Regions from separate parts of the Homo sapiens genome. Here regions 2 and 3 are each linked to region 1. Evidence: chromatin loops called from intact Hi-C (ENCODE). Cell type or tissue: endothelial cell of umbilical vein. All regions are shown on one strand.

What was found. Hi-C counts contacts between places; a loop is a spot of excess contacts. Peaks named below come from ENCODE experiments on the same cell type or tissue, not always from the same donor. Only the 100,000 strongest peaks of a DNase experiment are listed, where the experiment ranks them.
Region 2: it touches region 1 in a loop (8-fold over the local background); 5 of 110 quality-filtered maps call a loop at or near these places.
Region 3: it touches region 1 in a loop (9-fold over the local background); 61 of 110 quality-filtered maps call a loop at or near these places.

What each region holds. Positions count from the first base shown.
Region 1 is chr10:16,823,754-16,831,753 of GRCh38, forward strand. CUBN (cubilin) reads right to left here. Exons shown (of 67, transcript NM_001081.4): 65 at 7,499-7,664; 66 at 5,052-5,287; 67 at 213-1,329. The coding sequence ends at 1,222. Among named protein-coding and RNA genes, the nearest start is that of RSU1, 10 kb to the left of the region's middle. In endothelial cell of umbilical vein, a CTCF peak has its summit at 4,579 (motif pointing right); DNase peaks (open chromatin) are centred at 4,598 and 5,148; H3K27ac peaks cover 1,668 bases.
Region 2 is chr10:17,020,883-17,028,882 of GRCh38, forward strand. The region is part of intron 27 of CUBN (cubilin); the gene reads right to left. Among named protein-coding and RNA genes, the nearest start is that of CUBN, 100 kb to the right of the region's middle. In endothelial cell of umbilical vein, no CTCF peak of the experiment used is centred here; DNase peaks (open chromatin) are centred at 2,729, 3,279, 4,859 and 6,139; H3K27ac peaks cover 5,881 bases.
Region 3 is chr10:17,254,099-17,262,098 of GRCh38, forward strand. No RefSeq gene overlaps it. Among named protein-coding and RNA genes, the nearest start is that of VIM-AS1, 28 kb to the left of the region's middle. In endothelial cell of umbilical vein, a CTCF peak has its summit at 3,806 (motif pointing left); a DNase peak (open chromatin) is centred at 3,763; H3K27ac peaks cover 388 bases.

The DNA.
Region 1 (8,000 bases):
ATGAAGAAACTGAGCACAGAGAGATTGTGTAAGCACTTAACTAGTACAGTTAAAATTGAAACTCAGGCAGCTTGGCTCCAGAAATGAAGCTCTGGAAGATTCATATATATATTGAATTCTTTGCCAAAATGTAAAAATTAAACTTGAAAATTTATATATGTCCCATAGTGAAAGACAGAGTTTTAATAAGTCAAAAAATTAATGCAGCATAATTGTGTACAATTCAATAATGTTTATTATGTGTAATTGAACATTCACAGGAAATTTATGCTTCTATATTATCATTAACTTTTGTTGTTCTTGTTGTCATTTTTGAGATAGGGTCTCAGTCTGTCACCCAGGCTGGAGTACAGTGGTTAATTCACAGGGTTTCACTGCAGCCTTAACCTACTGGGCTCAAGTGATCCTCCTGCTTCAACCTCCTGTGTAGCTGGAACCACGGGTGCATGCCACCATGCCTGGCTAATTTTTTGATTTTTTGTAAAAATCAGGTCTCACTTTGTTGCCCAGGCTGGTCTCAAACTCCTAGGTTCAAGCAATCCTCCCATCATGGCCTCCCAGCGTGCTGGGATTATGGGTATGAGCCACTGCCCCTGGCTATTATTATTAACTTTTAAAAATGTATGTCACATATGCCATAATCATTTCCAACTCTTTCAAAGTTTTTTTAAATTTCAGCTCAAAATATTAGAATGAAATGCACACTCAAGACTAAAGAAGCTATATTCTATGTTCGAGAAAATGTACAAATATTGATTCTGGTTTTTTTTGTTTCTTTTTTTTTTGAGATGGAGTCTTGCCGTCTCGCCCAGGCTGGAGTGTAGTGGTGTGATCTTAGCTCACTGCAACCTCTGCCTCCTGGGTTCAAGCAATTCTCCTGCCTCAGCCTCTCGAGTGGCTGGAATTACAGGCACCCACCACCACGCCTGGCTAATTATTATATTGTTAGAGAGATGAGGTTTCACCATGCTGGCCAGGCTAGTCTCAAACTCCTGACCTCAGGTGATCAACCTGCCTCGGCCTCCCAAAGTGCTGAGAATACAGGGGGGTGAGCCACCACGCCTGGCCTACAAATATTGATTCTATCCATGGTTTGGTGAAAAACCATACAAGTTCAGCTTATTCTCTGTGGCATCAGCAGGGGTCATGTATCAGGATGGCAGAGTGCTGTCCAGCGTGCTGCAGAGGGAAAGTGCTGAGTGAACACGAGTTGTTACCCACTTAGCTGTCCCAAGTTAATCGGAATGCGGATGGACGCCGTGCATAATCAGCATGAAATTTTATGAAGACCTGATTTGAGGAAGCCACGAAGGGAGCTATGCTGGTGTCCTAAAATTGAAAAAAAAAGTATCCAATTATATATTTCACATATTTGAACGTTTTTCTAGGAATGTTAGCCTAGTAACAAAGTACCACATAAAGAAACTTTATAGAATTTATGGTGAACCTGCATATATTTCTTGAAGTAACCTTGCAAAGAATGAATGCAAATGCTTTACAAAGGAATATTTCTGGGCGTGGGGAGTTGAGGGAAAATGGGGAAGGACTGCAAATGGGTACTGGGTTTCTTTGGGGGGTAATGAAAGTGTCCCAAAATTGGCTGTGCTGATAATGGCCGCACAGCTCTGTGAACCTACGAAAAACCACTGAATTGTATACTTTAAGGAGATGAATTGGATGGTATTGAAATTGTATCTCAATAAAACTGTTATCAAAAAACTTGAACTTCTTATTCAAGTTCTTACTGCAAATTTAATTTTTCTGAAACAAACATATATAATTAAAATGATCCTATTAAGTAAAATATAGTATTTTCATCCTCAGTGTTTATAGTTTTTCCTCTTGAGATTTATTTTCATATACTTCTGTGGAACAGTGTGTGTGTGTGTGTGTGTGTGTGTGTGTGTGTGTGTGTGTGTGTTGGGGGGATACATGGGTCCCCGTTGTCTCTCACTTTCTATTCATTCATTTGGCAAATATTGATCAAGGCACTGCCACGCTGCAGGTATTAAGACATTAAAAAATGAGCAAAACAGGCAAAAAGCCCTGCTCTCATGATGCTTACATGACTGGCTTCTCCTGCCTCAGCCCTACCCCAAGTCATCAAAACACAGGCTTATTTCCAAGATACTCACTTACTCAAGTGAGTGTAGATTTTTTTTTCTGTAAGAGATACATCAAGGAATATACAATATTTTTATTCCTATACACATCTACTTTTTACTCCCATTTTAATCTGCTTCCAAATTTCAATAACTTCTTTTATTTTGACAAACTAGTATGTCAACAGACGGTCAACAGAAGTTTTAGAATCTCCTTTGATTCTCCTTGTTTGTCCCGTTATTCTCTCATTTGCTAGATCTTCATTTTCTGCAGCTGCAAGGGATATAGGATTTCCCTGTGAACAATGGTATTTACCGTAATATAAAATATCTCCAAATCAGGGTTTGTGTTTATATTAGCAAAATAAGGAGCTACCTCTGTATGTACACTGTATGTATTTAAATACTGTATGTATATAAATATTACAAGTTTAACAAACATATTTACATACATAAAAAGTTGAATTGTATACTTAAGGAGTATACATACAAAAGTATACAACTTTCATATGTATGTAATTATGCATGTAAATATGTATGTATGTAACATGTGAAAGTATGTATGTAAATATTAGTAAAATATTACAACTTACAAAAAGTTGTATGTAAATATTAGCAAAACAAGAGCTACCTCTGTACTTCATGTTTTATACTTATGTTTTACATTTTTTCATTTATGTTTAACATTGATAAAGTGTTAAAGAAATCAGTGGTACCTTTAAGAAAAAAAACAATTACACATGAAATTATATCCACATTTATAAAAAAATGTAAAACTGGGAAAATACCGTAAACACCAACAGTTAAAAAAATTGATGTTATCTCGCTATATACTTCAACTTAACGTGGCATTGGATTAAATGGCCGTCACTTCTCTCAGTGACTCGGTTTATACTTGTTCAGTATAAACCTGAACTCGGTTTATACAAGTCCAGGATATACTTGTTCTTTCCACCTTATGGGAGTGTCACTGTGGGGATCAAATGGGGTTGTATGTTTGCAAGCCACTGAAAACCATGCCCACAAAAAAACCCCTACCAATATAAAGTCATGGTATTGTTAAAATTGCCTCTTTTCCTCCCTTTTGAAATGTTTGTAAATTTCAATTCAATGTCTAAGAGCTGATTAGCTTCTAAATCTGATGTGTGGCACATTTACTGGGGTCTCTCTCTCTGTGGGCCTTCTGTGCATCCCCGTGATACAGTGTCTGCTGGTCCTGTGATTACCATTTCTCACCAAGTAATGTAACTATATGTATAAAGATATCACTACCAAAAAGTTTATTAAGTGTTGTCTGTAGTTGCAAAAAGTTCAAGAGACCTAAATGTCCACTTAGAGGGGCTTCATTAAATAAATTAGGCCACACTCGTGCAACGGAATACTCTCCAAAACTTAAATATGATGCAACAGTGTTTTTATTGATATGTTACTAATGATATATTGGTAAGTAGAAAAAACACACCATCAAACAGTAAAAAATATGCATGTAAAATATATGCAAATATATTCAAAGAAAGGTGTTAAGAATATATGAGAATGCCCAGGGTTTTAGAAAAATTAGCCTATTTTCTGATACTTCTGAAAACAGCATTTATCAATTTTATAAATAGTAAGTTATATTTTAAAAACCATCTAGATTTCCAGCTGATACAGTTCTCTGTCTAGTTTGATTACAAAGTCTAAGTGATTAAAGGGCAGAAAAATCAGAAACAGATACCCGCTTGCCAACAGCCAATTTTCCCTTACTTACTCTCTTGTTATTTTGAGATGGAGTCTGGCTCTGTCGCCCAGGCTGGAGTGGAGTGGCGCCATCTCGGCTCACTGCAACCTCCGCCTCCCTGGCTCAAGCAATTATTTTCCCTCAGCCTCCGGAGTACTTGGGATTACAGGCGTGTGCCACTATACCAGCTAATTTTTGTATTTTTAGTAGAGACGGGGTTTCCCCATGTTGGCCAGTCTAGTCTCAAACTTCTGAGCTCAAGTGATCCACCTGCCTGGGCCTCCCAAAGTGTTGGGATTGCAGGTGTGAGCCCTTACTCTCTTTAAGTATCTACTTGCACATCAAATGAGAGGATCGTAAGCACAGATGCCTGCAATATTGAATCAACGTCAGATTCTGATTTTTTTAGGGAAGATATCAGAGCTTTACAAAAACAAACTATCGGTCACCATTTCTTCAAATAATTTCTGCAATTTTCAGCAAGAAGTAGATAAAATAGAGCCACGTGTCCAAATTTTCTACAGTTCTATTTATGCAGAAATAAACATGGGTATTCAACCCTAGGCAGTGCACTGACGTCACAGAGGGAGCTTTTTTTTAAAAAAACAGCGTGCTGTGACTCCTCCCTGGGAAATCCCGATTCAGTGGGTTTCGGTGGGAACTGGAAGTCTAATGTAAGTAACTCCACAGGTGATTCTGACGCAGGGCTGATTTTTGTAACTCTTAATAGTAATTTAATGCAATGCCCACCAGATGGCACTCATGCTCCCATAATAGAAAGGCAAGTTGGAAAACTGCTCAATTTGTTAAAGGCTGTGCTTCTTCCTCTGCAGTGTGTCTGCCTTTGAAAGTCTACACTAGGCCGGGCCCAGTGGCTCACGCGTGTAATCCCAACACTTTCGGAGGCCCAAGCGGGTGGATCACCTGAGGTCAGGAGTTCGAGACCAGCCTGGTCAACATGGCAAAACCCTGTTTCTACTAAAAGTACAAAAATTAGCTGAGTGTGGTGGCAGGCACCTGTAATCCCAGCTACTCAGGAGGCTGAGGCAGGAGAATTGCTTGAACCCAGGAGGCGGAGGTTGCAGTGAGTTGAGATTGCGCGCACCACTGCACTCCAGCCTGGGTGACAAGAGCGAGATTCCATCTTAAAAAAAAAAAAAGTCTACACTAAGTGACTCATTATTGTCTAAAAATAACAAATGGGAATATAAAATGTTTGTTTTACTCACGCCTCCGCAGTATGGTCCAGAGGATGGAGAGCTGGCGTTGGGCCCATCATAGAGTGTGAGATAGTTCTGGACACAGTCTCCTGGATCGTCAATGCTGATGAAGTAGAAGTTGATGGTGACAAGCCTTCCAGCAGGAGCAACAAGGACCCACTCGCAGTACGTGTTGTTTGGGTATGTGCCTGGATAGCCGGGGCTGGTGAATGAGCCTCTGTCTCCATAAAGAGTTCCACCACATCCTGCAAGGAAAACAGGACAGGAAGTTTGATTCAACAGCATATAAGCCGTCCAGTCTGGCTTGTTAGGCAATAAGACTTTATTTTCTTAAGGTGCTGAGACTCTGCAAGAATAATGGAGGCAGAAATCCCTTTTCCTTTTCCTCTTCTTTGGGCTACACCCTTTCTCCTCTCTTCCCCTCTCTTCCCACTGCCACCTCCACCTCTTCCATCCTCCACACACGTGCCTTTGCCTGCATATCACAACCCAGGGATAACTTCCTCCAGGACTGTACTTTGAAAATTGGGGGTTGAGAGCAGAATGGAAAAAAAAAAAAAAAACAAACTTGATAAAGTAACTGTGGGAGAAAATCAAGTTGTTGTCTGTGTGCTTTCGATGGTGTAGAGATCTTTGCATGCCCAGAGTTGACGCCAGTGATGTGAGTGAAGTAAAATTAGAAGTAAAATTCAGCACTAAACCAAGAGGGAGTGCGTTATTGTAGGTGACGGCAGGAATGACTTCATTATAAAAGTGACTTTACCAGGCTAATAACTGACATACTTAAGGTCAAATACTTCAAGTTTTGGTGTTAATTTGTTCAATTTGTTAATCTGTATATGAAGGCTGTCATGATTTAGACTATATATCTGTGGAGATCCAGGTCATCTCTGGGACAGGAAGAAGCTGGCTGGCATAGTTACAGAGCACGTGGCTGGGCCTCTGACCACTGAGGTCTAATCTCACCTTCACCTCAGTCTAGTGGAGCATTTTGGGCAACTCATTAATCTTGGTGGGTTTTTTTGTTTGGTTGGTTTTTTTTTTGAGATGGAGTCTTGCTCTGTCGCCCAGGCTGGAGTGCAGTGGCACGATCTTGGCTCACTGCAAGCTCCACCTCCCGGGTTCATGGTGGGTTTTTTTTGTTTTGTTTTTTTTTTTGAGACGGAGTCTTGCTCCGTCACCCAGGCTGGAGTGCAGTGGCGTGATCTCGGCTCACTACAGCCTCCATCTCCCAAGTTCAAGTGATTCTCCAGTCTCAGCCTCCCGAGTAGCTGGGATTACAGGCATGTGCCACTACACCCAGTTAATTTTTGTATTTTTAGTGGAGATGGGGTTTCACCCTGTGGGCCACACTGGTCTGGAACTCCTGACCTCAGGTGATCCACCCACCTTGGTCTCCCAGGGATTATAGGTGTGAGCCACAGCACCTAGCTTAATCTTGGTGTTTTATTTGCTCGTTGATAAAATTTGAGCATTGGAGGTCACCTTTAAGCTTCCTTTGGGTGCCAAGATTCCATTACCCACGATTATCTTTATAGAACGCTTTTCTTAAGATATTTAAAGTGAGTTCTGTTTATCTTTCTTATTTTGAAGGTATTTTGGTATTTTGGGATATTTTATAAAGGTATTCCTCCTCTCTTGAATTAAATGTATTGACATGACTTAAATTTTCTTTAGTTGTTTGATAAACAGCCAGCCAAAAATGTGAGAAGATACTTACTACCCTAAAAAAAGCAATTTCTCTCCAGAACCGCCAAGAAATGTCAGGGCCTGCGAGAAGCACAACTACTCATATATATGCCAGAATGTGTTCATAAGTTGGATTTTTGGTAAAAATTTTTCTTTAAATTCTCAAAGAACTTCCTTGATGGTCAAGCCAAAAGTCAAAAAGTCTAACAAAATTTAATTTACCAAGGAATTTTTGAATCTTCCTACCTTACCTTATATATGTTTCATATATGAATATATATTCTTTTATAAACAGAAATAATGAATAAATGTAAAATTTAAAGTAATCTGGCCGGGCGCGGTGGCTCATGCCTGTAATCCCAGCACTTTGGGAGGTTGGATCACCTGAGTTCAGGAGTTTGAGACCAGCCTGGCCAATATGGGGAAACGCTCTGTCTACTAAAAATACAAAAATCGGCTGGGCATGGTGGCGCATGCCTGTAATCTCAGCTACTTGGGAAGCTGAGGTAGGAGAATCACTTGAACCTGGGAGGTGGAGGTTGCAGTGAGCTAAGATCACGCCACTACACTCCAGGCTGGATGACACAGCGAGATTCCATTTCAAAAAAAAAAAAGTAATCTGTACTTTCAATGTTAAAATCTCTATTCTTAACATAAACTAATCAGGTACACAGGTAGCTAAAAATATAAAGTTACTTTGCCTTTTACTATTAGACACCTCATGTTTTTCTCACAGTGCTTTCCTGTACAAAGTGCAAATGTCTTACCAGAGGGTGATGAAGTCCAGATGATTTCATATCCACGATCAGAAGTTACACTATCACTCTTAAATCGTAGGTATAGTTCATTATTTTGAGAGAAGACAGGGTTTGGCAGCAGAGTTCCACAGTACTTGCCCAGTAATGGTGAATTGCTGTTACTTCCATTTCTCACCTTTAGGAAGGAGTCATTCATTATTAAACTTACACTTTCTTCTCTAAGGTATATACATTAAAATGGAGACAATTTGAATGATGACATTGGTCGGAAAAGCTTTGTCTTTTTATACAGTTAAGAATGAAGCGTTTTCTGAAAATACATGCAGAAGTCACCTTCACTTGCAAAGGGGAAAAATGTTCCACGTGTAGATCAAAAAACATTTGCATTTGGATTCAGAAATACCTGTTAACCTACAGCAATTAAAACACCAGGCAGCTTTTTTATACCGTAGTTTGTGCTGTGATCCTGCAGCCTTTGCTTTTGGGGAAACATTCTGGAGAATGTAGGTAA
Region 2 (8,000 bases), 200 kb after region 1:
AGAAAGGGAATAACAAACAGTATAATCATATGGCTCTTTATAAAATATTATTAAATTTCTTACCAGAAAGTTTATACCAACCTATCCTCCCACAAGCAGTTAACAGAGGTGTTTCTTTCAGTGGAGCTTTGTCAATTATGATGACGATCATGTTTTAAACTAGTACTGACAGTGAAAAACTGCCTTTTTGTAATTGTCTTAACTTGTGTTATTTTAATTACTTTGACATTGAAGGATTTTTTTTTTCATGTTTAGGGGCATTTAGATTTCTTCTCTTGTAAATTGTTTACTGATGTCTTCGTCCATTTTTCCATTGAGGTATTTATACATCTTCAAGGAGAAATGGAGGGTGCAAGGTTGTGTCCCCTTAACCTACCTCATTTAATGATTTTATCAGCTGTATATCTCCAAACTGAAAAATAAAAATTAAAAAACACAAAAATCTCTCTACTATATCTCTTCACTTGAGAAAGATAATGGCAATCCAACAAGACTGGCTTCCTCAGGACTAAGGCCATTACATTTTCACCTAATCGCCTTCATGTTCCCTTTAAACACTTTGTTCCAGTTACCCTTGGGATAAGCTGCCCATGACAACGAAACATAAAATACCTGGTAATGGACTCATGGATTTCCTCGAGGATGCCCTTGGAGAGTACATCTACTTAAGAGTATGTGTGAGTGTCTGTGTGTTTGCACGTGTCCGTGCATAAATGTATAATCTGGATTCAATGAATTCCAGACTGATCAAATTATTTTCATTGAAAAAAAATGTTATGACATGAAATATTGTTTGAAACATATTGATTTGAGTGTGGAGAACTTTACCACCAAATGTTACAAAGCACCTCCATGGAGCCGCCCCTAATCCCTGCAGTCAGGCATAAATTAGTCTGCCTTTGAAAGCCCTTGCTTTTCATCTGTGCTTCTTTTGTGGAAATGATCACATCCCCAGGCATTCTTGTTATGGGCTTGTGTGTCTTACCTCCCCTACTGATTGTGAGTCGCCTTAAAGCACAGACCACCTCTGGCCTTCCCCTCACTGCCCAGAGCAGGGCTTTGATAAAGGCAGGTTCCCCATGCATCTCCAATGAATGAACGCAGTGATTTCCCCCGCCAGCTGTATTTATTTTACTTAGGACCCAATCTGCACGATTATTTGCACTCTGTACAGTTAGATAGGTAGTAGTGCCATACAATCCTCAATTTCAACAGGCTCCTCTTAGACCATAAAGGATTTGGACCCTTTGTGCCACTCCGTAGAAGGGAGAACCAGGTGAGGGCCTTGTTTAAGGTTATGATAAATCGCAGATTTTTAAACCTTGGCCTGTCTCGCTGAGTTCTCAAATCGGCTGCTCATCATAAGTGCTTGTGAGATTTCAGGGAAGGTCAGCAGATATTTTTAAAAAGACAAGCTCAGAAGCCTATTATGTCATTCACCCCAAAGCACTAAACCTAAGCATTTTAAGCAAATGAATAAAGATGAGTTTTATTTTTCAGGCTTACTGCTGTAGCTTCCTTTTTTTCTGTTTTTCGTACTGCTGCTTTGAATGTGTATATTTATTATCAAGTTTCTAATATTCTACACATTTATCAGAAGCCTCCCCTATAATGAATAGGGGAGAATAAGAGAAGAATAAAGCAACAGAAAATGAAGAGGGAAACGAAACGGAACAGAAGCTTTTCACCTTAGCGTTCAGTCCCACCCTCTCCTGCAGGCGGAGAAACCGGAGGGCGAGAGGCCAACCTTGCAGCCTGTGCTTCTAAATCCCTGCTTCCCTGCAGGAGATTCATCTCAGCTTTAGAGTTTTTCTTAATTCTAGGGCATGAAGTACAGTTCTAAACTAATTAGCACAGAAACAAACATACTGCTCCCAAGTAGTGGAGTAATTAGCAAGCAAATGCTCTACCATCTTTCACTCCCCAAATCTTAACCTTTGGATTGTAATTTAGTGACCAAAGCATAAATTATTTCATTTCTGTCAGGCCTCTGAGCCCAGGCTAAGTCATCATAACCCTTATCCAACAAAACATAGGTAAGATTTCTCCATAACTATAATCACCCTAAGCTCGATGTGTCTTACGGAATACTAGGTCGCAGCATGTTGCGGAATTATATTTCAATCCTGCACAAGGTCATGAACAGCATAGCATTTTTGCCTGTCAGCTCTGCAAGATTAAGAAATGTGGCATTTTCACGTGACTTAAAGAGATTTCTTTTTTTTCCTTCCTTCTGGATGGGATTACGCATTGAAGGAGACCCCTGGATCTCAGCTGTTCAGTGGTCTTTAATAACACATTGTAAAAGTACTGGGTGGGGGTGGAGGGGCTAGGCAGTAGGTTTGGGGGGCAACACTGATGAATGACAATTAGTTTCTTTTTGCCTTTGGGGGGAGAAAATTATGCATTAAAATAAGCATCAAATAGACATTTATGAAAATGCTTAAATATAATGTCCAATCTAGTAATAAATGTGTAGAACAATGTCTCGAAAAGGAAAAAAAAAAAAACTCATACCTCGTTTTTTAAAGTTTGCCGTTAATAAAATCAGGTTTTTTGTTTATATTCACACAGATGGGTAACGTCACCTCTACAATTCATTCCCGCGCAAATTGACCACCCAAAACCACACAAAAAGGAACAGTCATTTTTCAAAGTATACAAATACAGGTTACCATGGAAAGCCGTCTCACTGATTCTGATTCTGTTTTCAGAGCAGAATGTTAACCACAGGACGTTCCAGCTGTGACTCATTGCAACTACTGACAAGCAAGCTGGAGTGGCCCTGCTTTTAGAGAGCCTGAAGATCTACTCAGAGTGAACAATACTTGAAGTTCTAATTGAGTTACAGAAAGGAAACTAGTAAAAACTAAGAAAGATTGCGATTCTCACCTTGAATATGCAGATCTAATTTCTATAACTGTGTTTAGGGGTATTTTTCTAAATTACTAAAATAATGCTTACATTTTCAAATTGGCCATTAAATATATCTTCAGATGCGGAGATGTGTATATTACAAAACCTTCCTCTGTGAAATCTTTTGTTATTCTCTTAAAGAGATTATTCATTTAGGATTTTCGTGGCTTAGGTCCCCCCACCCCCACCCTACCCCCAAATATCTCAACTCCTCTTGACACACTCAGAGAGGAAGGAAATCTCTTGCCTTAGCCATACTTACCAGTTTCTACTTCCTTTGTGCGGGTTTGATAATTTGGCACATACTTTACAATACCATTAGTGAATTCAGACTCCAGTTGCAATAGGAAGTGATCCGTGGACTTCTAAATAGGAAGGACCCATAACAAAGGGGAGGATATAACACTAAAGACACCACGTGTGGTCAATCACTGATAGAGATCCAATTTTTTTGTAAGATTGAGGGTACTTAGGAGTCACTGAAAGTCAAGTTCTAAGTGAGCAGAGACCCAGACACCCCACCTGTCCCCTCAGTAGAAATCAACTTTATGAACTGCAGGATCTCCAAGAACAAAAATATGTCTTTCAAGTGCCTTGCTTGCTAAATTGTTTCATGGCTAAAAATTTAAAACTGTAATAAATTAAAATTACAAGTAATTATCTTATATATATGAGCTTGGGATGTAGAGATTAACTTTTTTTCTTAACTATTTTTTTGTTTGTTTGAGACAGGATCTTGCTCTGTTGCACAGGCTGGAGTGCAGTGGTGCAATAAGGTTAACTGTAGCCTCACCCTCCCAGGCTCAAGCAATCCTCCTGCCTAAGCCTCCTGATGGCTGAAACTACAGGCATGCAGTACCATGCCCAGCTACTTTTTTTGTATTTTTTGTAGAGACAGAGTTTCGCCATGTTGCCCAGGCTGGTCTCGAACTCCTGGGCTCAAGCAATCTGCCCACCTCGGCTTCCCAAAGAGCTGAGATTACAAGTGCGAGCCACCATGCCCAGCCCCAAACTCATTTTAGAATCACAGTGAGTGACAATTAAAACTCAGCCCTTTCTGTTTTAGATTGACATCTAATTCATACTGTTTGTAAATGTTGTTTCTTTTATTTCCTGGAAGGTCTTCTGGAAGAAAATTCTTTTTTATAGGAGATCAATTTTAAGAATTAATTAAATATAGTTCATGTAGAAAAAGCAACTCAAGAGTTTCTTTAGGATGATATCATTAAAACATGGAGAAACTTCTGGAGAATAATTTGGTCCATTTCCAATTATAAATCTTTGCAAATTCCATAAAACCTCTATTCTTTAGAGCTTAATATGTAATTGAAATAATTCATCTGCTGTGAGGAGAAATTTTGGGTGTAGTAGAGAATCCCCTATTCTTTCTATAGAATAAAAATTCTACTCAATGAAAAGATGATCGTTCAATTTTTGAGAACTATACTCAATCAGTTTATAGAGTGGCATTTTGAAGTGAGTGTCACTAATAGAAGATTATATTTCAATCACAAGCAGGAAAGCAATTTTATTGTAGAATGTACTTGACTAATGTCAATGTGGCCAGAGCCAGGCTCTGTGTTCATAGCCCAGCTCTAAAATTTAGAGAACACAATTTTGTGAAAATTATTGAACTTCTTCAAGCTAAAATGTCTTTATCTATAAATCTGGCACCATAATGGTACTTATCTCATAATATTGTTGCCAACAGCAAATGAGATAAACCACGTAAAAGGTTTGCTATGAGGCCTGGCATGTGGAATGTGCTCAAATTGTTACTCTAACTCTTTGTCAGAGGCAAAGGGAATCAACATTTTTTTCCAGAGAAACCACCCAAAATAGCTATGAGAAAAGAAAGATGTTGGGGATTAGAGAACAGGAGCTGACTCACATAAAAGAGTTCACAGAAATCGTCACTGGTAGGGCAGATGGGGAAGTGATGAATTCAGTGAGGAGGTGGAGGCCAATCCTCGCAGTGTGTTGCTATGACAACTTGGGCATTGTGGAGACTGAGGCATCCCGGACAGCCATGCAGAAACCAAGGCGAATCATCCTGTGTGGGGTGGAGATAAGCATGCTGTGTGTGTGGAAGGGATTGCGGGAGGACAGATCATGCAGGGGACAGCAGCAAAGAGAGTTAGGAAACCAGAGGCTGTTAAGGCTGCCACGGTGAGGTGGATAGAGTCCACTGGCAAGCAAAGTGGCTCTCATGCTAAAAGTGAGCAGCATCTCTTCCTGTTGCAGCCTCCCTTCCCCTTTGGGTCCTACCCAGCCCTGTAGTTCCTGCTGCTGAATCACTGGAGATCCAGAAGGATGGGACCTAGGGAATTCTCAGGGCATCTGCTCAGATGTTCCCCACCCCAAACAACCACCACAGCAGGATCTGTGGAGAGGCCTCATTAGGGTGATTGTTAAAAATGTTGTTGCTGAGGTTTGCACTCACATCTCCTGGAAAAACTTGGAACTTTATCCAAGTTCAGGTTACTTTAAATTTGAAGGGCTTTGAAATGTTCCTGTAACAACAGTAGAAATTGCAAAGCAAGAATCACAGAGGCTGGTTGTGGTGGCTCACGCCTGTAATCCCAGCCCTTAGGGAAGCCGAAGCGGGTGATCACTTGAGGCCAGGAGTTCAAGACCAGCCTGGGCAACATGGCAAAACCCTGTCTCTACTAAAAATATAAAAAATTAGCCGGGTGTGGTGGCGTACGCCTGTAGTCCCAGCTACTTGGAAGACTGAGGCAGGAGAATCACTTGAACCCCAGGAGGTGGAGCTTGCAGTGAGCCGAGATCGCACCACTGCACTCCAGCCTGGGAAACAGAGCAAGATTCTCTCAAAAAAAAAAATAAATAAATAAATAATAAGAATCACAGAGGAGATACAGCGCTTCCATTGTGGATAAGCAAAGCCCAAGGGGGCAAATGCAAAATCAAATCATGGTGGATAAATGAGGCAAATGTAGAGGAAGGCTGATAAGCAGAGCATGGTTGATCCCAGCCGACTCCAAGATGGCCCTTGGGAGGCTAAGTCCCCTCCATAAGGCACATGGCCACTCATAGCATGCTCCCTGACATAGGCACAGAAAAAGCCGCCTTGCCATGTGCTGACAGGGTGGGGCAGGAAATATGAAATATCATCTAAAAGTAACAATTACTCATAATGTTGGGCTTTGCATGAGAGCAAAAAACCCATCGAAATACCACATTTTGAGTTACTTGGTGTCACCCTGAGTTACAGGTCTGTCTCATATAAAAACCAGCGTTTCCTTTCTATGTGGTGGCTAGTTGCTGTCTGCTCTTACTAGAATTTACATTTTTATTCTGCTTTCTATATATTACTCCTATTAGAAGCCACAATTTGAGTCTTTTTATTTTTTAAATCATTGTCCAATCATGGGTGTGGGAAAACATTTAACTACAAAGATACTTATCTCAGAACTGTTTCTAATGGTGAAGATTTGAAAAGATTCTAAGTGTTTCACAACAGGAATTGGTGGCTGTATTGTGATGATGGGATGAGCAATGTTGAAAATGACATAATAAATAACATGGGGAAATAGTCACAAGCTATTGTTAGGTGAAAAAAGTCATTATGGGTTAGTATGTACTGAATAATCTCCTTCGAATATTAAAATAAAATAAATATACAAGGAGCGATGACAGGAAATCAATACCACCAAATATTAGTAATAATGATATACTTTAGGATTTTTTAATCTAGCTTTTTCTACATTTTCCCAATTTCCTATAATGACTATAAATTCCTTTGTGATCTGATAAATTTATTTTTAAAGCAATATCTTTGGGGACCTATTGACATGGCAGTAGAGATATGCATTAGTAATGCTTCTCCAATCTCAGAATTTCATACCCTTTTAGACTGTCAAATAAACACCTGGCCTACTAAAAATATTAAATTGTCTATCTCCATAATCTTTTCTTAAGTATCTCAAGGTTATATGTAAAAATTAATCCACTGAAATGTTACCATGTAAGGTAATCTGCTCCAGCATTAATTTAAAATCATATTTTGCCTATAATGCTTCCTTTTATCATAACTAGATTTTTATTATTAATTAGGCTAATTATTTACAAAAAATTATTTCTTTATTCCCATGATGTGACTATCACACATTGCACGCCTGTATCAAAACACACCATGTACCCCATAATATATACACCTATTAATTACCCACAAAAATTAAAAATTTTAAAAATAATAATGTCTTCAGATGTTCAGGGACTGACGGTTTCATGTAAACATATGTTTCGATAGTCACTGATGGAGCAAGGGCTCCTAAATCCCTCCCTAGTGGTAAGTGAAATGCTTTGAAAGCTAAGCATACTCTCCTGTGTATACATGAAAATTTAATTCCATAAACCTCAGCCTTCCCTCTGCCAATTATCCTGCTACAGTAAAACACTAAACATTTATTATTATTATTATTATTATTATTATTATTATTATGCCTCTTAAAATTCTCACCACCTGCTGCAGATGGTCTCAGGAACAGAGAAGAACCTGGTTCATAGAACAACGTGAAATCATAGACCTTTGAGCTGGAAGAAGCCAGAGGACTGCCATCCGGGCTCTCCCTGAAGACAGTGAGATCAGGAAAAGAAAGTCTATTAAATAAAGAGCCTGCCGGGTGCGATGGTTCACGCCTGTAATCCCAGCACTTTGGGAGGCCGAAGTGGGTGGATCACGTGAGGCCAGGAGCCCGAGACCACACTGGCCATCAAGGCGAAACCCTGTCTCTACTAAAAATACAAAAATTCGCCAGGCGTGGTGGTGGGCGCATGTAATCCCAGCTACTCAGGAGGCTGAGGGAGGAGAATGACTTGAATCTGGGAGGCGGAGGTTGCAGTGAACTGAGAATGCAACACTGCACTCAAGCCTGGGCAACAGAGTGAGACTCTGTCTCAAAAAAAAAAAGAAAGAAAGAAAGAAAAAATAATAAATAAATAAATAAAGAGCCAATGTAGGAACTGCAGGGTAAAGACGTGTTTAAACAAAATTCTGTAATGTTGCAATTGGAAATCTTTCCCATTTTAAAAAGTAGAAAGTCAATATAGTTAACTGAAAC
Region 3 (8,000 bases), 430 kb after region 1:
GCTTCTAGATCTGAAAATTGAGTAAAGTCTGAGAACTGAGCAAGGTATGAAAACTTTTTATTGGGTGATCACCATTAGTTTTCTGCTCCTCCATTCTTGCCTTTTTTCTTGTTGTAGAAATTAAGAAGGCCCCTTGCTGGTTGACTGTCTATTTTTCCCCTAAAGGAGTTAGGTTCTATTAACCATCTTCACAACTTTCTGTAGGCCAAGACTCTTTGGCTGCTCTTCCAAGCTTGCTGGTCACTATGGTCATCGTGACTCCCTGGCTTCTAATGGTTAAGTGACACCCCATCCTCCACCATCAGTCCAGGCCTGCAGACCTTATCTTACTAGCTGTTTTCTCTGATCACTCCTGGTTCCAACTGTGTCTGTTCAGGTCTTCTAAGAAGTAGAAGCCAAGACAGGATTATATGTACAAAAGATTTATTGGATGAAATGTCTGTGATATGGTTTGGCTGTGTCCCCACCCAAATCTCATCTTGAATTCCCATGTGTTGTGGGAGGGACCCAGTGGGAGATGATTGAATCATGGGGGCAGGTCTTTCCTGTACTGTTCTTGTGACAGTGAATAAGTCTCATGAGATCTAATGGTCTTAAAAATGAGAGTTTACCTGCACAAGCTCTCTTTTTGCCTGCTGCCATCCATGTAAGACATGACTTGCCCCTCCTTGCCTTCCACCATGATTGTGAAGCCAGCCACGTGGAACTGTAAGTACACTCGACCACTATCTTTTGTAAATTGCCCAGTCTTGGGTATGCCTTTATCAGCAGCATGCAAACAGACTAATACAGTCTGTGACAGATAAAAGAAGCTGGAGAAGAAGTAGGCAGGACAAGCCTTCAGATCACAGTGTAAGTTTTATATCTGTAAAAGGAGAGGAAAAAGGAAGAATTGATCTGGAAGAGTCTGAGCTTACAGAGCTTCTCTAAGAAAAGTCTTGGCTAGGACTATGGGGTGTCCTGAACAAAAGTTACCCATTAGAGGAATCTTTCAACAGGCAAATGGTCCTATGCCAGTGTACATGCCCGGCTACGTCATTGGGTGGGAACAGCCTAGTGGTATAATTGGTTCAGAAAGAATGCAGGGGTATGACAGCTTGAGACTGTCAATCAGCTGTATTCCATTTCTCAAAGGGAGCTCTGAACCTCCATAGTCATCTGTTTGGTCATCAGGGCCACACACTAATTATTATTAAAGAAGAATATTTCCGTAAATGCAGCAGAATCTGCAAAGATTCCTCTGAGCCTCCAATGAGGAGAAAATATTACATTTTGAGACAGAACAGTGTATGTGTTCATTCTCATTTTTCAGACTGTGCCTTGGCTCTCTCTGCATTTGAGAAAAGAAACTGATTACATATCCAGCCATCCTTTGATGGCCTCATCAGCTACACGAAGGCCCAATTAAAGTTTTAAAATTATTGTTTTCCTTTAATGTTATTAATATGGTTTGGCTCCGTGTCCCCAGCTAAATCTCATGTCAAATTGCAATCCTCATGTGTTGGAGGAGGGGCATGGTAGGTGGCCATTGAATCATGGGGGCGGACTTCCCCCTTGCTGTTCTTGTGGTAACAATGAGTTCTCAGAAGATCTGCTTGTTTAAAAGTGTGTAGCATTTCCCTCTTCATGCTCTGTCTCTCCTGCTGCTGCGTGAAGAAATATTTGCTTCCCCTTCCCCTTTCCACTCTGATTGTAAGTTTCCTGAGGCCTCCCCAGGCACCTTCCTGTACTTCCTGCAGAACTGTTAGTCAATTAAACCTCTTTTCTTTATAAATTTATACTAGGTAATTTATGTAATTACCCAGTCTCAGGTAGTGCTTCATAGCAATGTGAGAAGGGACTAACACAGTCATTTACTCAAAGTAACTTTCCTTGATCTTCTTCTTTACTTTGTTTCCTTATCCTACCTTACTTTTCTTCTACACACTCATTACTATCTATGTTATTCCGTATTTATGTGTTTGTTTACTTTATAATTTTCTGTGTCCTCCATTAGAATGTAAGTTTCATGCCAGTAGAAGCCTCTTCTGTCTTGTTCACTGGAGTATCTTCGGTGTTCAGTTCATACTGCCTGGCACAGAGTATGTGCATAACTTGTGATTATTTTGAAAGAGTAGATAAAATCTGTGGTAGGCCAGCCTCCCCCATACATACCTAAAACCAGTCCTCAGAGTGGAGGATGGGGATAGAGAACTAATAACATTATAGACACTTCACAATCATCCTACAAATAAAGCATTATCACCCCCATTTTGCAGATAAGGAAACTGTGGTTTATAGAAGTTAAGTAATATTGACAAGGTCATTTGGCTAGTAAATTACAAAGCTGGGCTCTGAATGCAGTTACACACTATATGTCCTCAACCACTATAGAGTATTAATAGCAAAAAAAAAAAAAAACTCTCTAGCTTGTAAATAGATGAGGTTCTGGGAAACACTGGACTAGTTCAATTTCCAAACTTCTTGAAAGTAATGACTCTCACCATCAAGCTACATAATCGCTAAATTATAAAACCGGCAGTGTGAAAAATCCTAAAGCACTTCTGAATTGTCCACCTAACAACTGATTACATCCTCTTCTGCAAAGGGAAATAAAACTGTTTGCTAATCAGGCCTCAGAAAGGCTTAAGTGTTCCACACCGAATATCAGAAATCGGGAAAATCATTAAGTCATTACCTCGTGCCAAATTGAATGCTACAGTGTACTTTTCTGGTATTTTAACCTGTCTAGCATCTAATGACTCAGAAAGCATTTCTCTTATTTAATCCCTCTCAGCGTTTTTTTTTTCCTTACTGAGAAGCTACTATTAACCTCTCTTGTAAAGAAAGTGAGTCTCTTCAGATATCTGTCAAATAATTTTATGTGGTTAACCTAAAGCACAGCTTTTTCTAAAAAAAAAATAGAAGGATCGTTCTGGAAAGGAGACAAGAAAAAGCAGTCCAGTGGGAAGAACATAATTGTCTTAGCATACCCGTTGCTGGCAGATGCATGAAAAAGCCACACAAATGAGACACCAGCATCTAAAATCAAATGCCTGTCAGCTTAAATTGTAGTCTTTGGTAAACCTGATCAATTATTCAGCCTTCTTACACATTTAATAAAGCTCCAGAACAGAGCCCAGAAAATAGTTGCATATAAAATATTCTTTGAGAAATAAATTACGCTTTAGTAGAAAGCTACAGTCTTTACCTAAGCTAACTCGGATGATACTCCAAGTGAGCTATCCTTCCTGCTTACTTCTGCCTTTTTTTCTTCAAAGGGCAATCCTTTTTGAATTGGCATTTAGCATGGTAGTATTAGGTTGGGGGAAAAAATCGTGTTTTTTTGCCATTAAAAGTAATAGCAATAACTTTCGCCCCAACGTAATAGTTGCTTCATTCCTGGAGAGTGGGATCTGCTTGGTTTACCAGCCAGAGGGCTTGACAAAATCTGACTTTAGTGTCTTCGAATGTCCTTTTCTAACATCTGCACAGAAATATCTTCATGGGAGAAAATCATCTTTTTCATTAAAAAATGTCAGTGTGGGAGTATGGGGAGAGGAAATAGGGAGAGAAAGAGAAGGAAAGAGGCGCACACATACAGAGACAGAGAGAGACAGGGAGAGAGAGAGGGCAAGAGAGTACTGCCTTGGGGTCACTAACACCCTTGAAGATATCTCAGAAGATTGTTCCAACCAAGTAAAAATGTAGACAAAAAGTCGCCGCTCCTTCTTCAGACACAACGGATCTTGTGAAGAGCCTGGTAGGGCAAAAACTTGAGAGGCCATTGTGGTGTCCAAAGAAATACTGACATCTACTGGTGGGTTCGGAAGTCACAGGACTTTTCCAAGGGCCACATTTAGTTGCACGGAATTGAAAGTATTAAAATCCAGTGGATACAATTAGGCATTCCTGAGGATCCCTTCTAAATAAATTTTTAAAATTAACTTATGACCATCAAGAGCATTTCTGAATTGTCTGTTCTTTAATCCACCAGATAGATAATCATTGACTTAGTCTCTGTACCTGAAATATTTCACACAGTCCAGGGAAGAGTAAAATGAACAAAATTCCTTTCTCTTTATGACCCCAGGACCTACCTCATCAAAAACGGTGCTTTGAAAAACAGCAAGAAGAATGGGAAGCAATATTGCTCAGTCAGAAGATAAACCTGTGTTCACATCCAGGAACTTTCATTTATTGGCTGTGTAATTTCTACCAAGTTACTTTGTCTCCCAAATCTCATTCTTTCTCAGCTGGAAATGAGAATTGAGGATACCTGCCCTGAATGACTCTGTCAGTAATTAGAGACCACGAACTCAAAGTGCCTGTGGTTCACATTACACACTGAGTAATTGCCGGGCGCGGTGGCTCACACCTGTAATCCTAGCACTTTGGGAGGCCGAGGCGGGTGGATCACCTGAGGTCAGGTAGTCGAGACAAGCCTGACCAACATGGTGAAACCCCATCTCTACTAAAAATACAAAAATTAGCTGGGTGTGGTGGCATGCACCTGTAGCCCCAGCTACTCAGGAGGCTGGGGCAGGAGAATTGCTTGAACCTGGGAAGTGGAGGTTGCAGTGAGCTGAGATGGCACTACTGCACTCCAGTCTGGGCGACAAAGCAACGCTCCATCTCAAAAAAAAAACAAAAACAAACAAATAAAAGAAACAAAAAAACTCAGTAATGGGATTGTTGTTACATTTAAAGGATAGAAACATCCTGGGACCACTTGCTTCTTGATTGACCAAGCTGTGATTTAGGAGAGTACTTCTCAAACTTTAATTTGCACTCGACTCACTAGGGAATCTTGTTAAAATGAAGGTTCTGTTTCAGCTGCCAAGGGCGGGGCCTGAGATACTGCATCTCCAGCAAGCTCCCAAGAGATATTGATATGCTGGCCTGGGACAGCACTGAGTAGCAAGAATCTGTGGGGTCCAATCCCCACTAGAGGTCAAGAGCATTGAGGTGGCCCCTGTCAATTGGCTTCCTATGTGAGGGGAAATAGCTCTCAAAATTTCAGTTGTTTCAAAGTATAAACAAAGTGTACATAAGAAAATTGCCAGGAAAGATGGGTTTGCCTAATGTAGAAACACTAAAAATTGGCCGGGTACAGTGGCTCACACCTGTAATCCCAGCACTTTGGGAAGCCAAGGTGGGTGGATCACCTGAGGTCAGGAGTTCAAGACCATCCTGGCCAACATGGCGAAACCCCATCTCTATTAAAAATACAAAAAAACATTAGCTAGGCATGGTGGCACGTGCCTGTAGTCCCAGCTACTCGGGAAGCTGAGGCAGGAGAATCGCTTCAACCCGGGAGGTGGAAGTTGCACTTAGCCGAGATTGCACCACGGCACTCCAGCCTGGGCAACAGAGCAAGAGACTCTCTCTCCAAATAAATAAATAAATAAATACTAAAAATTTACTTCACACCCATTCCCAATATACAGATTCTACTTATCATGATAGAGAAGAGGTGTTTGGGTTCTGAATCAGAAATGCCCCCATAGGTTAGACATGGTAGGTCACACCTGCAATCCTAGCACTTTGGGGGGCTGAAGTGGGAAGATTACTCGAGCCCTGGAGTTTGAGACCAGGCTAGTCAATGTAGCGAGATCCTATCTCTACAAAAATTTTAAAATTAGCCAGGTGTGGTGGTGCATGCCTGTAGTCCCAGCTACTCAGGAGGCTGAGGTGGGAGGATCGCCTGAGCCCAGAAGTTCATGGTTGCTCCAGCTAGGGTGACAGAATGAAATCCCAGTAGTTAATTTATTCTGTTTCAGCTTTAGGCTTTCTGTAGAATCTGGCAATGGCAAGCAATTAAGCTAAGGGGATCTGGAGTCACAGGTGAATTTGCATCCTGACTCGGTAACTTGCCATCTGCCAGGTCATAGACAACTTCCTTAACTTTTCTAGGCCTCAGATTTCTCAGAGTATATTGTGAATATTGTGAACAATTCAATGAGATAATACAGATAACACATTAGCACATATACTGCTCAATAAATGATTGTATTATAATTATTTTTAGACAAAATAATGCAGCTGTTATTTCTCCCCAGCACACTTTTTTTTGAGAATAGAGTCTCTCTGTGTTCCCAAGACTGATCTTGAACTCCTGGGCTCAAGCGATCAGTCTCCAAATTAGCTGGTACTACAGGCAAGAGTCATCCCTTAATTTTTAAGTATAGCACTATGGCTTTGGGGAAGAGTGTGGTAGAGAAAGCAGTGGAACAGCACAGAATGCTGTTTTGCAGGAAGTAAGATGCAGGTTTAAATCCTAGTTCCACCACCAGAATGGTGGAGGACTTTGGGCTGGGTTATATAGTGTCTCTGGGCTTCAGGGTTCATCTGCACAATAGAGAGATGACAATGTAGGCGGTGTGAGGATTAGAAAACTCTGTCAAGTCCTGCTATGCAATCAGCCCTCAAAATTAGTTGCTATTAACAACAGTGGGTTTTTTGGTTTATGTTTTTGTTTTTGTTTTGAGACGGAGTTTTGCTCTTCTTGCCCAGGTTGTAAGTGCAGTAGCACAATCTCAGCTCACTGTAACCTCTGCCTCCTGAGTTCAAGTTCTCCTGCCTCAGCCTCCCGAGTAGCTGGGATTACAGGCACCCACTACTGTGCCTGGCTAGTTTTTAGTATTTTTAGTAGAAACAGGGTTTCACCATGTTGGCCAGGCTGGTCTTGAACTCCTAACCTCAGGTTATCTACAAGATCCGAAGTGCTGAGATTACAGGCATAAGCCACCGTGGGATATTACATAATACAGTGGGATATTAATATTGATATAGTGTTTTCTGACTTAGGTTCGGTAGCTCCTTAGACTCCCCTGACTCCTCTACCTAGATTCCTGCTTTTTTTTTTTTTCACCCAGGCTGCAGTGCAGTGGAGTGATCTTAGCTCACTGCCACCTCCACCTCTAGGTTCAAGCGATTCTCCTGGTTCAGCCTCCTGAGGAGCTGAGGGAGGCTGAGGGATTGCAGGCGTGTGCCACCACGCCCGGCTAATTTTTGTATTTTTTAGTAGGGACAGGGTTTCACCAAATTGGCCAGGTTCATCTCAAACTCCCGATCTCAACTGATCTGCCTGCCTTAGTCTCCCAAAGTGCTGGGATTATGGGCTTGAGCCATCATGCCCAGCCCAAAGTCATGTTTTAATTATTGTAATTAGTTAAATGATATTTTAAAGTATTTTTACACACGGATAATTTTTTACGGTATACAAATGTTTTCCTTACATATTAGCATCATCATTTTGTAAAACAATGGTGTAAGGTAGGAAGGGTGAGTGTGTTTTTATTTATTTATGTATTTTACAAGCAAAGCAACAGGAACTCAGAGAAATTAAGCAACTTTTTTAAGACCATGGAGTTCGCAGTGAAAGATATTCTCCCTCCCACAGAACTTATGGTAGAGCCTCATGGAGCAGAAAGTAGTATTTAATTGGGCTGGTGAAAATGCCCTGTGTTTTTACCACTATTGGGTGATTGAGACTTGAGCATGATTGACGGAAAAAGTCACTGTATATCGGCTCAGAAGAAATGAGTTCAAGGCCCAGCACTGTTACTTTTCACCGGTGATGTTGAGCAAAACCATGGTTATCTCAGATTCTTGCTTTACCTGTAGAAGGAGGACTTTGAACTAGATCATAGCCAATAGTCTTCTTTGCTTTTAAACTGGTGGTAGGGATGGTGGGGTTAAAAGAAAAACTGTAGCCAAGTTAAATTTAAAATAATTTAATTGAGCAAAGAACAACTCATGACTCAGACAGCATCCTGAGCCAGAGTGAGCTCAGATACTCCAGGACAGCCATGTGGTGGAAGAGGATTTATGGACAGAAAAAGGAAAATGACATACAGAAAATGGAAGTGAGGGACAGAAACAGCCAGATTGGTTGTTGCTTGGCATTTGCCTTATCTGAACATGGTTTGAACAGTTGGCCAATGTGATTGGCAAAACTTGGTGACTGGCGCAAGAGTAGGCTACAGTCTGTTTACAATTCCATTTAGGTTATGGTT